Linked DNA regions of Homo sapiens: region 1 is linked to region 2. A link is an interaction called in ENCODE POLR2A ChIA-PET data of the cell type or tissue named here. Cell type or tissue: HepG2. All regions are shown on one strand. Links, peaks and the distances in the headings refer to the core of each region. The heading gives the core; the rest is flanking DNA.

Region 1 (5,000 bases), core at 1-5,000, 310 kb after region 2:
GGCAGAGCAGGAGTAAGTATTTTTGTTTTGTAACCTTGGAAAAAAGAGAGTTGAGGCAAAATCCACAGAGGACTAGAACCTGTATTCCTATCTGGTGTGGGAGGAGAGAGATGACATTTGGTTGGGAGAAGGCTGGAGCCAAGTTATGGTGTTCAGTTTGTTTCTGCTCTGCTGTCATAGGGCTCTTCCTTGGAGGAGCTATAGCTCTATGGAACCGTATGAATGGGAGAGTAAGGTTCAACAGTTCGTTGGTGTGACCTGGGTGTATGTGCACATGCGGATGCATTGTGTACATGCAAACTCAAATCCCCATAGCATCCAGCTAGGAAGTCTAAATGAGCAAAGCAAGTTGGGTATAAGAAATAAGAAAGTGCTGGGAGCTATGCTTAATAGGAGACACAAGCCTCAAATAGCAGAACAGCTGCTGCTCTGTTCAGTGCCGGGTGATTTTTGCTGTGCGGGAAGGTGAACTGAGATGCATTTTCTGGTATTTCAAAAGAAGCTGAAAATCTAGATTTACTTTTTGAATGTGGAAAATTCTGCTTTTTAAATGTTGGCAACTATTTCAGAAAGTTTTTATTAATCATCATGTATGCCCAATCTGTGTTGAAGGAAATGTGTCTGTGGACTGCACACAGTCCATACCACCAGGTTGCAATTATTTCTGTCAACCTGAGCTATGCTGAGTCCGGTGGGCTAATACAGATGAGGCAGGGCTGTGTCTGTGTGGTGTAGAGCATGGAGTCAGTCTGTGTCCTGAGCTGTGATGAGATCATTCTGTGAGAGTAAATAACTGAGCTTGTACTTGAAAGTTGAGGACAATGTGGAGAACAAAGAGCTAAGAGCACAAGCAAAGGTCCAGAACTAGAACATCACAGGGTGTGTTTTGGAGACTGGATGATTTGAGTAAAGAATCATGAAGAGCAGAAGTAGTTATCAGGCTAGAAAGTTAGGCTGGAGCCAGATAAGGATGGGCCTGAGTATTTGGAATATATACTGTTGGCAACAGATGACTAAATACTCGGGTTCTCTTGAAGGAGTACAGGGCAGAAATCAGGAGATAGAATGAGAAATTTGACATTTACACCAGAACTTTCCAGCCACAAAGAGCAAGGTAGAGTCAATTAATGCACTGAGTCTAGTTAGAATGATTGGGTTAAGGTGAGAGTGGCCATTCCTAACACTTAGCAAAACAGTGTGTATGCATATGCCTGTGTGCAGTTATTTGATTATACATACACTTTCCAGCTGGGCTAGGCTGGCCTATCTGGGCCCAGTCAACTGCTGTGGACACTGAGCTTTAACACCAATAAGTGCGTGCCGTATTCATCCTCATTCTCATTTCTTTCTCAGTGCCTCTTGACCCTCCAAGGATTATTGCACTGATCCAGAACTGCTAAAATGGAGAAAGCCAGGCCTGACCTGTGCGCACAGCACACAGCATTGATATTTGATGTGAGATTAGGTCAGAGTCAGCCGGGAAGCCTTCTAAAGCGTGGCATACAGCCAACAAAATGAAAAGGCTTTATTCTGGGGGGAAATGTTTCCCTCTCTGCCTGGCTTGCTTTCCTTATCCTCCCTTAGACATCCTTTCCCCTAAATTCTAGTTCATTATTTTCATTTGAAACTCTCAAATTCCACTGGGCCACTAGCTGACCACATTCCTCCCTAAACAATAGCATTCTATTTTAAACACTTATTGTGCCAATGTTGACATTTTAATAGCCCAAGAGGGGCTGAAATAACTACTCCTACCTCACCACCATCACCAAGGAGATCAAGTATCATTTCTAGGATTTATGGTAAGCCCCTCACGGTGAAAGCACAAAAATCAGAGGCCAGGAAATTGGCAGCTACGTATTTTAAATAGGATTTCGGTAATCTTTGGCTGGTCTTTCCTAACAATGTTGAAGTTGATATTTTGTAACTTAACATTGGTTCTAGTTCTGCCTGGTGAGTAGCTCTAATCTCATTTTCATTATGTGAGAAAACACTTATTAATTAGTAGAAACTATTGGCAAACTTGATATAGTTGTGAATGAATAATGTAAATCCCTAGTGGGGCCCTTCCCAAACCCTTGCTCCCCTTCCTAAATAAGCAAACAGAGGGAAATTTCTGATTTTAGTGGGATGATGTACCACTGATTACCCAACATTGCTTATGACTTTACCATTAAGATTTATAATGAAAACTCTTTTATCTATATGTAACAGGAATTAAACTTTATGCAACAAGTTAAATAACAAACTTTCTCGATATCCAAATGAGTGCTTTCTTTATCCAAGTTCATCAGTGTAGGGGAAAGTCCTAACCTTATTTCAAAAATGTGCAAAATATTTTGTAATAACTAGGTAATTCTAAAAACATATAAGGAATTATCTGAAGTTAAGTGTGGTGAGTGAAGTGGATGATTGATAGTCATTTGGGAGCAGTAAAGTGGGTAAGAGTAAAAATTAATGAGACAGTCTTCTTCACGTGGTTCAAAAAACAGCTTCTGAAGGCAGTTTCCCTGGAAGAGCTCCAGAAGTGTTCTTGTATGTGGCAGTAAAGAAAGACAATACTCCTGATGACTGGTAACCAAGTAATGCTGGCTTAAACAGTTACTTATGTGATAATCAAACTTCCCTTGCTGATATAAAAGTTTTTATGTATTCTTGGTTTGATCACTCCTAATTTGTCTGCATGCAAGGAGAACCAGACTTAAGGTAGGATCCACTCATTTACTGACTGATTGCTTATTGAATGCCTTCTCTGTGCTGGACAGTAGGAGTAAGATGAGGAGCACTGTGGACTTTGTCCCTGCCCTCATACATTTATGATAAGGGGTTGTGGGGTCAGGGCATGGAAAAAACAAAAGGCAAATCTTTAAGACAAACTGATTGGAAACGACTGCTATTGGTTAAATACACCCACATGTTGAGATAATTTGTACTTTCCCAAAACATTATCTTGATAACATTATAGTCCCAGAAAGCGTTAGGGAATGTAGTAATGAAACTTTGGCAGGTCTTGTGCCTCTACAATGTTTGTGTTGCTCATGACCTTTGTACATGAATGCTTTTGCCCATGTGGCCAGTCAAAAAATGACCTGGTTGACCTGTTTTTCCAAAAGACCTTTGACCAAATCTTTGATGGACAAACAGAGAATCATGTTTTCAAGAAGGATCTACTTGCAAGCAAAGTTCTATAGTGTAGTCAGGGAAGGCTCTATGAAGTAATGAACTCTTCTGGCAAAGATCTGAAGGATGAGTAGAAAATAGTCTGGTCATGAGCTAGGGGAAGTGATTTACAGGCAGGAGTAACATGTGGAATACAGAATAATTTGACTTTAATAAATTTCAAATGGTAAAAATTTTCCAAAGTTCAAAATAGAAACATAACATCCCGTGATATTAGAAAATCTCATTACTTTACTTTAGTCTGGCCAGAAATGTGTCAAGAGGAAGACTTCAAAGAGGTAGATTTCATCTCTCTGGCCTGTAAACAAAATGCCCAAAACACTTCCCCAAGGCTTAAAGTCAGTTTGTAATTACTCTTTTCATCACCTCAGAAGAATTTCCAAACTTTAGTAACGTAGTAAAATTTTTTTTGGCCTTTGTGAATAAATACTATGAAATTTGGTTCAAAAGATAAAGCAAAGAGCAACTGAGGTCTTCAAAACATCATGTATCTAGAAGGTATTACCAAACATCCGTTTTTTTTAAAAAAGCATAAGGCATAAAATCAATTCACTAATGTCATGCTAGAGTGAGGTAGTAAAATGAGGCAACTCAGACCAGATGGTGTAATTCATAAACAGGGCTGTCATTTGGGAAAACGGGTGGAGTGGATGGAGAAATTAACTTGCAGTCTTTCCCCTTCCATTTCTTCCCAATCCAACTAACCTTATTCCTCTGGGTCATTTAGCTGTGGCTAAAACACACACACACACACACACACACACACACACACGTGTGTATATATATAATATATATATAATATACTTTTTACTTATAGCCATAGGTAAATGGTGAATGAAGTAGATGATTGACCTGTGTGCATAGCACACAGCATTGCTATTTGATGTTTGATGAAATATCAATGCTCTCAGAATAAATAATTAAATGAGTGTATATATATAGACACACACACACACACACACACACACACACACATATATTTCTTTTTTAAAAGAGTGTAATTGATGCCAAAGCCACTTTCTCTTCAGAGCTGCTTAACTACATGAAGAGTGTGCACCAACCTGGGGTTGCAAAGAGTTCTCTACCTTGTCCGGCTTCTGGAAAGGATGTGCGCTTTGCTCAATGGGGAATGGATAAGATGAGGATGTCCCACTGCTGGTTGGTTAGTACATTTTTGTAGATGAAGCAAAGCACATCTGTTCTTATACAGAATCTCATCTTTAAAAGGGACCTCAGATAGCATCTAATTCAAAAACTCATCTAATGCAGTGCAGTATTCCTCTAAGATACATACATAAATGCTGGCTAAATGCCCCCAGGGATGGAAGTTTACTGCCTCACAAGGCAGCCAATTATCTTTCTGACAGGTGCCATTCTTCCTAATACTGAGGTAAAGTCCATTGTTCTTTAGCTTCCACAAAAAGCAGTGATAATACTCTTGACGGCTTGCCCTGTGCCAGGGTCTGTGCCAAGGAGCTTCATATGCATTGTTTGTAACACTTGCAACATTAGTGGCAGGCAGGGATCATCCTGCACATTTTACAGGTGAGGGAACTGGCACAAGGTCACACAGCTAAGAGAGAAGGATCTAGTCTGGCTAAATCCAATGCCTAGGCCAATTTCTTGACACCATGCATAATTCCTGTTTCAAATTTCTATATGTGAAGGCACCTTTTAGACTCTTCTGTTTTCTCATTGATTTCTCATATGGCATGCCTTCCAATGCTTTCAGAATATGCTATGACAGTATCTCTATAAAAATATAAATCAATACAAAAGTTATTGACCCCTAGAAAATGACAATCACATACTTCAATTAA
Region 2 (11,050 bases), core at 3,295-8,294:
ACTCCTGACAGCAAGATGGGTCACCAGCAGCTGTACTGGAGCCACTGCTGAAAATTCAGCCAGGGTTCTCGCTCTTGTCGCGTCTGTTCAAACCGGCACTGTCTGATCCAGAAATGTGGCCTCAATACGTGCTGCCAGTGTTTCCGTCAGTACGCGAACGATATCAGTTTTATTAAGTTGGACTAAATGATCCTCCTTCAAAGGATTATCCAAGGCATCTACCCAATACAAAACCACGATAGTTCTTTGTACATAAAATAAACATTCAAACAAAGAACGCTCTTACAAATGTCATTGTGTACAAATCACTGGACAGATATACTTTCTCTGGGATAGGTTTCTAGGAATGAAACTACTGGCCAAAATAGAACTTAAATCATAGGGAGAATTTTTTTTTTTTTTTAAGACGTAGTCTTGCTCTTGTCATCCAGGCTGGAGTGCAGTGGCGCTATTTTGGCTCACTGCAACCTCTGCCTCCCAGGTTCAAGCAATTCTCCTGACTCAGCTTCCCAAGTAGCTGGGATTACAGGCGCCCACCACCATGCCCAGCTAATTTTTGTATTTTTAATAGAGACGGGGTTTCACCATGTTGGCCAGGCTGGTCTCGAACTCCTGACCTAGGTGATCCACCTGCCTCGGCCTCCCAAAGTGCTGGGATTACAGGTGTGAGCCACCACACCCGGCCGACATAGGGAGCGTTTTAAACGTAGCTTACAAATATTCACTCAAGTTCTTGGTAGTTTATAGGTGCTACTTTATTTGTGTACTTTTTGGCTTAATAAATGTTTCATTTAGGCCAGGAGTTCGAGACCAGCCTGGCCAACATGGCAAAATTCTGGCTCTACTAAAAATACAAAAATTAGCTGGGCTTGGTGGCGTGTGCCTATAGTCCCAGCTACTTAAGAGGCTGAGGCAGGACAATCGCTTGAATCCAGGAGGCAGAGGTTGCAGTGAGCTGAGATTGCGCCACTGTACTCCATCCTGGACGGCAGAGCAAGACTCTGTCTCAGAAAGTAAATAAAAAAATGAAAAATATTTTATTTAGGTATGGATATATGTAGCATACATATAAACTGATTTTCTGATTATAGAAATAATATGTATAAGTTAGCAAAAGTTTATAAAGATGAAAACAATCACTTGTAATTTACCAACTGGAAGGAAAAGTCACTGCTAATACTTTTTTTTTTTTTTTAGATGGAGTTTTGCTTTAGATGGAGTCTAGCCTTGCTCTGTCGCCTAGGCTAGAGTGCAGTGGCGTGTTCTCGGCTCTTGGCTCGCTGCAACCTCCACCTCCCGGGTTCAAGTGATTCTCCTGCCTCAGCCTCCCAAGTAGCTGGGATTATAGGCACTTGCCACCATGCCTGGCTTAATTTTTTGTATTTTTAGTAGAGACGGTTTCACCGTATTGGCCAGGCTGGTCTCGAACTCCTGACCTCAAGTGATCTGCCCGCCTTGGCTTCCCAAAGTGCTGGGATTACAGGCATGAGCCACCTTCCACACACACACACATAGATTTTGAGTTACATTATTATTGCATTGTATTATAGTATTACTGTTTTGAAAATTGCTTTAACAATGTGTCATCTAGTATTTTCCAATTTTGTTAAATACTGTTTTTTAATGTGAGTTAAGTACTCATGTATAATTCCAATATTCAAATATAATTTGTTATTCCATTTTTACTTTTGAAAAGGTAAAAAGGTACATGCAGATAGTAAAATTTTCAAATAATACACTAGGAATAGAGTGGAAAGTTTCATGCCTATCCCTGACTCTTGGTTCCCCAGTTTCTCTCCACAGGGGTATCTGCTTTTAACTTTTTTTGGATGTGTATCCAAAGATTTTGTCATATATCTATAGCATTTATGTGTGTATAGCAGTGCCTCTTTTTTTTAATGTACACATTTGTTCTTTGTATTGCACTTAAGAAAAACTTAGCAGTAAAGCTTAGATAGTGGTTTCCATCAGCATGTATCAGTTTACTTTATTCTTTTAAAAAGATATCTGCATTATTTTTTATTGTACAGATATATCATAGTTTATTTAGCCTTTCTCTTACATTTTGGCCTCAGGTCCTTTTTAACACGTTTGAAAATTGAGAACCAAAGAAGCTTTGTTTATGTGGGTTACATATATAGATGTTAAATGGATTTGAAATTAAAATTTAGAAAATTTGCCGGGCTCGGTGGCTCATGCCTGTAATCCCAGCACTTTGGGAGGCTGAGGCGGGCAGATCATGAGGTCAGGAGTTTGAGACCAGCCTGACGAACATGGTGAAACCCCGTCTCTACTAAAAATACAAAAATTAGCCGGGCGTGGTGGCACATGCCTGTAATCTCAGCTACTCTGGAGGCTGAGATTTACTTGAGAATTGCTTGAACCCGGGAGGCGGAGGTTGCAGTGAGCCAAGATTGCCCCACTGCACTCCAGCCTGGACGACAGGGCGAGACTGTGTCTCAAAAAAAAAAAAAAAGAAAGAAAATTGAGAAAATTTAAAAATATTAATTCATCAAAATAACAATAATCCACTGTATGTTAACAGATTTCTGTGAAAATTAACTATTTTCCAAAATGAAATCTAATGAGAAAAGTACTGTTATTTTTGCACATTTGCAAATCTTTCTGGCCTAATAGAAGAAAACTTTATTGTCATATCTGGTTCTTCATTCAGTCTTTGGTGCTATGTTGTTTTGGTTAAAGTATTTGAAGAACATCTGGCTTTATACACATGTAATTAAAGGGGAACTCATGGACCCCTGAAAAGGTCTCATGGACTCACAGGAGTCCTGGGACCACAATTTAATCAGTCCCCTGTTGATTGGAATTCAGGTTATTTATAGTCATTCGATATACAGAGCATGCTGCACTGAATGTCCTGGTAAATGTGTCTTTCAACAAATGTTTGAGTGCCAGGCAATCTTGGCTTGTGGGATGCAAAGAGGTGAAACAAGGTCTGTTCCTGAAGGAGCTGCTGTTTTTTGGTGGAGGCAGGCAGTCAGACAGGCAAGCAAACAAGAAGAAAATAACACAATTGGGCTGGGTGTGGTGGTTCATGTTTGTAATCCCAGCACTTTGGGAGGCTGAGGCTGGAGGATTGCTAGAGACCAAGTGTCCAAGACCAGCTTGGATAACGTAGCGAGACCTCATCTTTACTAAAAATAATGTAAGAAAATTAGCTGGGTGTGGTTTTACACACCTGTAGTCTCAGCTACTCGGGAGGTTGAGGTGGGAGGATCACTTGAGCCCAAGAGGTTGAGGTTGAAGTGATCTGTGATCATGCCACTGCACTCCAGCCTGGGCAACAGAGCAAGACCCTGTCTCTGAGAAAAAAAAAAATTAACTGAGGCTGCAAGATGTGCATGCTTACAGAAGAGGCAGCTAACCCAGCATTTAGGAGGAGGTGAGATTTGGGAAGGCTTTTTAGAGGAGGCGATTCCTGAGCTGAGTTTTGACAAATGAGTACAGCTACAAAAAGATGGCATGGTCATTGTCACAGCATACCTGAAACTCCTCTTGTAGAGTTTGTTTATGGTCCACAAGAGGTCCTTGCTTTTATGGCTTGGCCTTACCTTTTCTATTATCATTTTAGTCCGCATCCATCTCTAATGATATTGTCAAAGGAAAGGGTTATCATGCCTGCCCCATATCACCTTTCCAGCCCTCATTGCTTGTGCTTGCCTTTAAGATATACATACACATAGTGGCATTGTAGTATATGCATTTAAACTTCGGCTTTTAACTTCTGGAACTGAAGGATGGCAAACAATCCTAAAACTAGTAAATTGGGCTTCAAGCTGTTAACTATAAATTCACCCATTCTGAAAGGCATGTTGAATTACCTGTTCCCTTCAAAATCTACCAAGTAAATTGTTAAATGGTATTATATTATGCTAGTCTGCTCTTTAACAATCTGTATTGGTGCATATTGTGAGAAGGTTTAAGGAGTTGGAAATTTTGTAAGTTTTTTAGATGATGTACTTTCACAATGGACAATGAATCAGATATTTCAACCATGTATTTTCCTTTAGCAAACTAGATTTTTTTTTTCTTTGAGGCGGAGCCTCAGTCTGTTGCCCAGGCCGAAGTGCAGTGGTGTGATCTTGGCTCACTGCAACCTCTGCCTCCTGGGTTCAAGCGATTCTTGTGCCTCAGCCTCCCGAGTAGCTGGGACTACAGGCTCCTGCCACCATGACCTGCTAAATTTTTTTTTTGCATTTTTAGTGGAGACGGGGTTTCACCATGTTCGCCAGGCTGGTCTTGAACTCCTGACCTCAGGTGATCCACCTGCCTAGGCCTCCCAAAGTGCTGGGATTACAGGTGTGAGCCACTGCACCCGGCCCAAACTAGATTTTTTTTAAAAAAGCATGAGTAGATAATAGAGGCTTTTGGATTACTCTGTGTATTTTACCCCCTCCACTTGATGTTTAAGCTCTCAGGTTGGCCTTTAAGACATAGTACAAAAGGTCTTGTTTGTACAGCTTCATGTAGTTGAATTTAAATGGCTGATGTTATATTTTAACAGTCTCACCTCTAAGTTCTGAGAGTTTTTGTACTAGTTAAACAACAGATCCAGGAGCAAGCATCCCTTACTTAGCCAGACAGATAATACTGAAATAATGCAGAGTCATTCTTGTTTATCATCTAACTTCCAAGAAGCTAGAAATCAACTATTTTCTGATCTTCAGCACCTTCTGTCTGGGCAGCAGTAACCTGTAACCCTGGCATTTTATAATTCTTGTGACTTGGTCATAACCAACATTTGCAGGGGGCGAAGCAACTGCCAGGCCCTGGACTGACTAATGAATGCAAATTATCTCTAATTCCCACACAGATCTCCAGAGCAGTTTTTGTTATATCATTTGCTTTACAAATAAATAAATGGCCTCAGAAAGGTTGAGTAACTAACTTGGTCAGGTACAGTGGCTCACGCCTGTAACCCAGCACTTTGGGAGGCCAAGGCGGATGGATCACTTGAGCCCAGGAGTTAGAGACCAGCCTGGGCAACATGGCAAGACCCTGTCTCTACAAAAAATAAACAGAGTTAGCCAGAGTGGTGGCGCATGCCTGTAATCCCAGCTACTTGGGAGACTGAGGTGGGAGGATTGCCTGAGTCCAGGAGGCTACAGTGAGTCTATAGTGAGGCTACAGTGAGCTGTGTTTGAGCCACTGCACCCCAGTCTGGGCAACAGAGCGAAAACCTTCTCAAAAAGAAAAAAAGTTGGCCGGGCGTGGTGGCTCATGCCTGTAATCCCAGCACTTTGGGAGGCCCAGGCAGGTGGATCACAAGGTCAGGAATTCGAGACCAGCCTGGCCAATATGGTGAAACCCCGTCTCTACTAAAAATACAAAAATTAGCTGGGCATGGTGGTGTGCGCCTGTAGTCCCAGCTACTCGAGAGGCTGAGGTACAAGAATCGCTTGAACCCAGGAGGCGGAGGTTGTAGTGAGCCAAGATCGTGCCACTGCATTCCAGCCTGGGCAACAGCGCCGAGACTATGTCTCCAAAAAAAAAAAAAAAAAAAAAGTTGAGTGACAAATATGTGGCTTCAGAAAGGTTGAGTAACTTGTCCTAAGTCAAACAGCTAGTTAAAGAGAAACTAGCGTTCAAACCTGGGGCTCCATAGCTAGGATTAAACTTCTTCCCATTATGTCGTGCTGACATCTGAGTACTCTAGAAACTAGTGAAATACTCATGTCTTATAAATGCCATGTAGGGACAGTGTGTCTTAGTCTGTTTGTGTGGCTATAACAAAATACCTGAGATCAAGTAATTTATAAACAACAGAAATGTATTTCTCACTGTTCTGGAGGCTGGGAATTCCAAGATGAAGGTGCTGGCAGGTTTGGTGTCTAATAAGGCCTGTTGACTGCTTCCAAGGTTGCACCTTGAACTTTGTATTCTCACATGGCAGAAAGGATGGAGGAGGAAAAGGGCTAAAGGCCACATTAAGCTTCTTTGATTTTATTTTTTCTAATTTTAAAAATTTTCCACTAGAGACAGGGTCTCACTTTATTGGCCAGGCTGGTTTTAAGCTCCTATACTCAAGCAGTTCTCCTGCCTCAGACTCCCAAGGTGATGAAGCCTCTTTTATAAGACACAAGACTTAAAACAAAAACACAAAAACAATAAATTAAGTTTTTTTTTGGAGATGAGGTCTTGCTCTGTTGCTCAGGCTAGAGTGGAGTGGTGCAATATTGGCTCACTGCAGCCTGGAACTCCTGGGCTCAAGCAGTACTCCTGTCTCATCCTCCAGAGTAGCAGGGACTACAGGCGCATGCCACCACACCTGGCTAATTTTTAAATTTTTGGTAGAGACAAGGTCTCACTATATTGCCCAGGCTGGTCTTGCATTTCTGGCCTCAAGTGATCTGCCTGCATCGGCTTCTCAAAATGCTGGAATTACAGGTGTGAGCCACCACACTGCAGGGGAGGAGCCCTTATGACCACTTAAAGGCCCCACCTCTTAATACTATCACATTGGTTATTAAGTTTCAGCATATGAATCTGGGGGGCACGTTCAGACCCTAGCACCATGGATAGCAGGGAACAAGTATGCTGAGGCTCAGAAGGCCCTTTAAGGGTAGGATAGAGGGATGTACTTTTTGTTGTTGTTGTTCTGTCCCTAAAACATTTTTTTTTAAAAAACCTAAAAAAGGAAGCACTGACTTCCTCCTCCCATGATCAAAAGGACCAAAGGGGGTCAAAAATAGAAGCCATTTGGTTGTGAGGAGGTAGAAATTGCTTTTCATCATAATGGTAAGAGTTCAGGAATAATGCCTGAACTTGGTGTTATTTTATTATTCATTTGTCCCATTTGTCACATGTCCCAGCATTAGGTATGGGGAGGCGTGCAAAAAAGTAAAACTTGTTCTCTGTCTTTGAGGTACCGACAGTCTAGGGTTTGAGCTCTGAGTTCTACATTACGTTCCCAGGAGGCATGGCGGTGCGCATGCATGCAGGTAGAGCATGGGGGTCATAGACAAGGCAGCAAGGAGTGCTTTGTTCACATGTACCTTTTGCCTGTAATGCCTTTCACACTTCTTTAATCTCTCGAAGTCCATTTCTACTCTCATTGCTTCCATGAAGCCTTTCCACACCTGTTGCAGCTACAGGTCATTTTCTTCTCTAAAATTCTCTCATACCCATTGGTACCTTTAATTTGTTATTCATTATCTCTTGTAAGATGTTCTATTTCATAATTTCAGTTATTGTCTGTTGCCATTTGAATAGTAATTTTTTTTCATGACGGTTCAGTTCAACTAATGTTTTAATAGGCTATAACGAGAGGAGAGGAGACAGAAAAAAATAAGACACCTCATATACCTTATGCCTTGTACCTGATATCTTCTGGAAGTACTCTAAAGAAAATGAGATAGTACAGTGAGGAAGAGTGGGAAGACTACTTGAGATTGTGGCGTTAGAGGCCTCTTTGAGGAGGTAATATTTAAGCTGAGCTCTGAATAAGGGTAGGAGTCAGGCGTGTGAAGATTTGGTAGCAGGCCGGGCACGGTGGTTCACACCTGTAATCCCAGCACTTTGAGAGGCCGAGGCAGAAGGATTGCTTGAGGCTAGGAGTTTGAGACCAGCCTGGGTAACAGAGTGAGACCCCGTCTCTATAGAAAATAAAAATAAAGTTAGCTGGACGTGGTGGTGCAGGCCTGTAGTCCCAGCTACTGGGAGGCTGAGGTGGATCACTTGTGCCCAGGAGGTGGAGGCTGCAGTGAGCTATGGTCACACCACCGCACTCTAGCCTGGGCGATACAGTGAGAAGTGTCTTAAACAAGAAGATTTGAGGCAGAGGAAGCAGTATGTGGAAAGAGCCTAATATAGGAGTGAACTCTCAGTAAGTGGAGAGGATGCGGGAGGAGGCTTGTATCTTGAGCACTGTAAGTGGGGAGGAGATGGTAGAAGCGGAGGCTGGAAAGGTAGGTATAGGGCCTTGAGGCATGGCCAGGAGTTTGGGCTTCATTGTAACTGGATGAGAATCCATGGAAGGTTTTCAGGTTGTTACTTTTATTTTTTATACGTAACAGCTATACTGAATATAAAATTTGCATACAGTAAAATTTATTCTTTAAAAGTGTACAACTCAGGGCCGGGCGCAGTGGCACACACCTGTAATCCCAGCACTTTGGGAGGCTGAGGCGGGCAGATCACAAGGTCAGGATATTGAGACCATCCCGGCTAACACGGTGAAACACCAACTCTACAAAAAAAAAAAGTGTAAAAATCAGAGGTTTTCCTATATTTTACAGAGTTGTAAAACGATCACCACTATCTAATTTCAGAACATTTTCATTTCTCCAGAAAGAAACCCTATACCCATTAGCAGTCACTCCCCATTTCCCCCTTGCCCCAGCCCTAGGCAGTTACTACTCTAGTTCTGTTTGTATGGATTTGCCTATTCTGGATAGTTGTATGTTAATATATGTGACTTTTTGTGTCTGGCTGCTTAGCATGTTTTCAAGGTTTATCTATATTGTAGTGTGTATCAGTACTTTATTCATTTTTATTGCCAAATAATTTATTGAATGGGTATACCACATTTTGTTTACCCATTCATTCCTTAATGGACACTTGGGCTGTTTCCTGCTATGGGACATTTGTATGTAAGTTTTTGTATGGATGTAAATGTTCATTTCTCTTGGGTATATACCTAAGGATAGCAATACAGGTTCATTTGGTAACTCGACGTTTAATAGTTTGTGGAAGTGCCTGTTATCCAAAGCAGCTGCATCATTTTACCTTCCCACTAGCAATGAATGAAGGTTCGTTTCTTCTCATCGTCAACTTTTACCTTCTGATAAAAGAAAAACTTCAGCCAAGTTTAATTGAGCAATGAATGATTCACGAATCGGGCAGCCCTCAGAATCACAGCAAATTCACAGAGACTCCAGTACAGCCACATGGTGGAAGAAGATTTATAGACAAAAAAAGAGAAATGACTACAGAAATCGGAAGTGAGATACAGAATGGCTGGATTGGTTACAGCTCGGCATTTGCCTTATTTGAACACAGTTTGAACACTCAGCAGTGTATGAGTGGTTGAAGTATGGCCACTGGTATTGGCCAAGACTCAGCTATTGTTATAGTCACATACTCCTAAATTAGGTTTTTAGTCTTATCTACCTAAGCCAGGTTGCAGTTTGTCCACAAGTGTAACCTCCCGATGGGCTCACCTTGCCTGCTGCCTAGACAGAGCGGATTTATCAAGACAGGAATTGCAATGGAGAAAGAGTAATCCACGTAGAGCTGGCTGTACGGGAGACTGGCGTTTTATTATTACTCAAATCAATCTCCTTGAGCATTCAAGGATCAGAGTTTTTAAAGATAATTTGGTGGGTGGGGCTTGGGAAGTGGGGAGTGCTGATTAGTCAGGTTGGAGATGGAATCATAGGGGGTGGAAGTGAGGTTTTCTTGCTGTCTTCTGTCCTTGGGTGGGATGGCAGAACTTGTTGAGCCAGATTATGGGTCTGGGTGGTGTCAGCTGATCCAGTGAGTGCAGGATCTGCAAAATATCTCAAGAACTGATCTTAGATTTTACAGAGTGATGTTATCCCCAGGAGCAATTTGGGGAGGTTTGGACTCTTGGAGCCAGAGGCTGCATGACCCCTAAACTGTAATTTCTAATCTTGTAGCTAATTTGTTAGTCCTGCAAAGGCAGACTGGTCCCCAGGCAAGAAGGGGTCTTTTCGGGAAAGGGCTGTTAATCAATTTTGTTTCAGAGTCAAACCCATGTACTGAATTCCCTCCCAAAGTTAGTTTGGCCTACACCCAGGAATGAACAAGGGCAGCTTCAAGGTTAGAAGCAAGATGGAGTCGGTTAGGTCTGATTTCTTTCACTGTCATAATTTCCTCAGTTATAATTTTGCAAAGGCGGTTTCACAAGGACTCAAATACTGAAGTATGGAGTCCTTCTCAGGTCATATTTAGTTTGCTTTAACCACCCCTCCCTCCCTACCTTTCTCTCTCTTTCAATTTTAGCTACCCTATTGAGTATAAAGTGGTGTTTCATTGTGGCTTTGATTTGTATTTCTCTGAGGACTAATAATGCTGAACTTCTTTTCATATGCTTACTGACCATTTGCATATATCTTCTTTGGAGAAATTCCATTCAAATCCTTTGCCCATTTTAAAATTGGCTCATTTGTCTTCTTGTTGAATTCTTTATATATTCTGGATACAAGTCACTTATCAGATATATGATTTACAAATATTTTCTCCTATCCTGTTTCACTTCCTTGATGGCTCCCTTGGAAGCACAAGTTTTTGATTTTGATGAAGTCCAGATGATCTATTTTTTCTTTTGTTGCTTATGCTTTTGGTGTCATAGCTAAAACACCATTGCCTAATCCACAGTGTAGCCATTGTTTTTAAACATGGGACTGACATCTGACTCACATTTTGAATAGATCACTCAGGCTATTTGGAAACTGGGGTTGAAGGTTCTAGAGTGAAACTAGGGAGAACAGTTAAGAGGCTGTCAGTATTGACAGACAAATGGGTAGACTTTAAACTTATTAAGCACTTGTAAAATCAGTCTATTCCAAAAGCATTTTGTTAATCAGAGTAAGAAATGGTCTCTACCTTCAACAATTTACAAGATAAAAATATACTCAATTATTTTATAAAGCAAATTATATTGAGTGCTATAAAAATAGGAATGAAAACACTTTTTTAAGAACAGTAGAGAGAAGAGTTACTTGTATGAACTTTTATTAAGTTCATTTAAAAAATCTCTAGTGTCTAACATACCTTGCTTAATAGTTGTTTGTTATACCTCTGGACAAAAGAGTTAGAGGGCTTTGGGAAAGATGGCATTAGAACCGAGCCTTGAAGGATGAGTAGCAGGTGGAAACATGTGAAAGCAGGGTATTTTTGATGTAGGTATCATGTCTATGAGTAGACAATTAAAATTAAGGGAACTTTGTGAGGTGAGATGACACACACCACACCTTTTGTCCCAGCTACTTGGGAGGCTGAGGCAGGAGGATCACTTGAGCTCAGGAGTTCAAGGCTGTAGTGCATGATGATCCTGCCTGTGAAT

Evidence for each region. Peaks named below come from ENCODE experiments on the same cell type or tissue, not always from the same donor. Only the 100,000 strongest peaks of a DNase experiment are listed, where the experiment ranks them.
Region 1: POLR2A ChIA-PET joins it to region 2 with 7 read pairs; 2 of 35 experiments call an interaction of 5 or more read pairs at or near these places.

The regions. Positions count from the first base shown.
Region 1 is chr1:65,468,494-65,473,493 of GRCh38, forward strand. The region is part of intron 2 of LEPR (leptin receptor); the gene reads left to right. Among named protein-coding and RNA genes, the nearest start is that of LEPROT, 50 kb to the left of the region's middle. In HepG2, for the core only: no CTCF peak of the experiment used is centred there; DNase peaks (open chromatin) are centred at 788, 1,478, 2,818 and 3,078.
Region 2 is chr1:65,154,465-65,165,514 of GRCh38, forward strand. All of the region lies in intron 1 of AK4 (adenylate kinase 4), which reads left to right. It also overlaps the pseudogene RPS29P7. Among named protein-coding and RNA genes, the nearest start is that of AK4, 12 kb to the left of the region's middle. In HepG2, for the core only: no CTCF peak of the experiment used is centred there; DNase peaks (open chromatin) are centred at 4,467 and 5,563; H3K4me3 peaks cover 825 bases.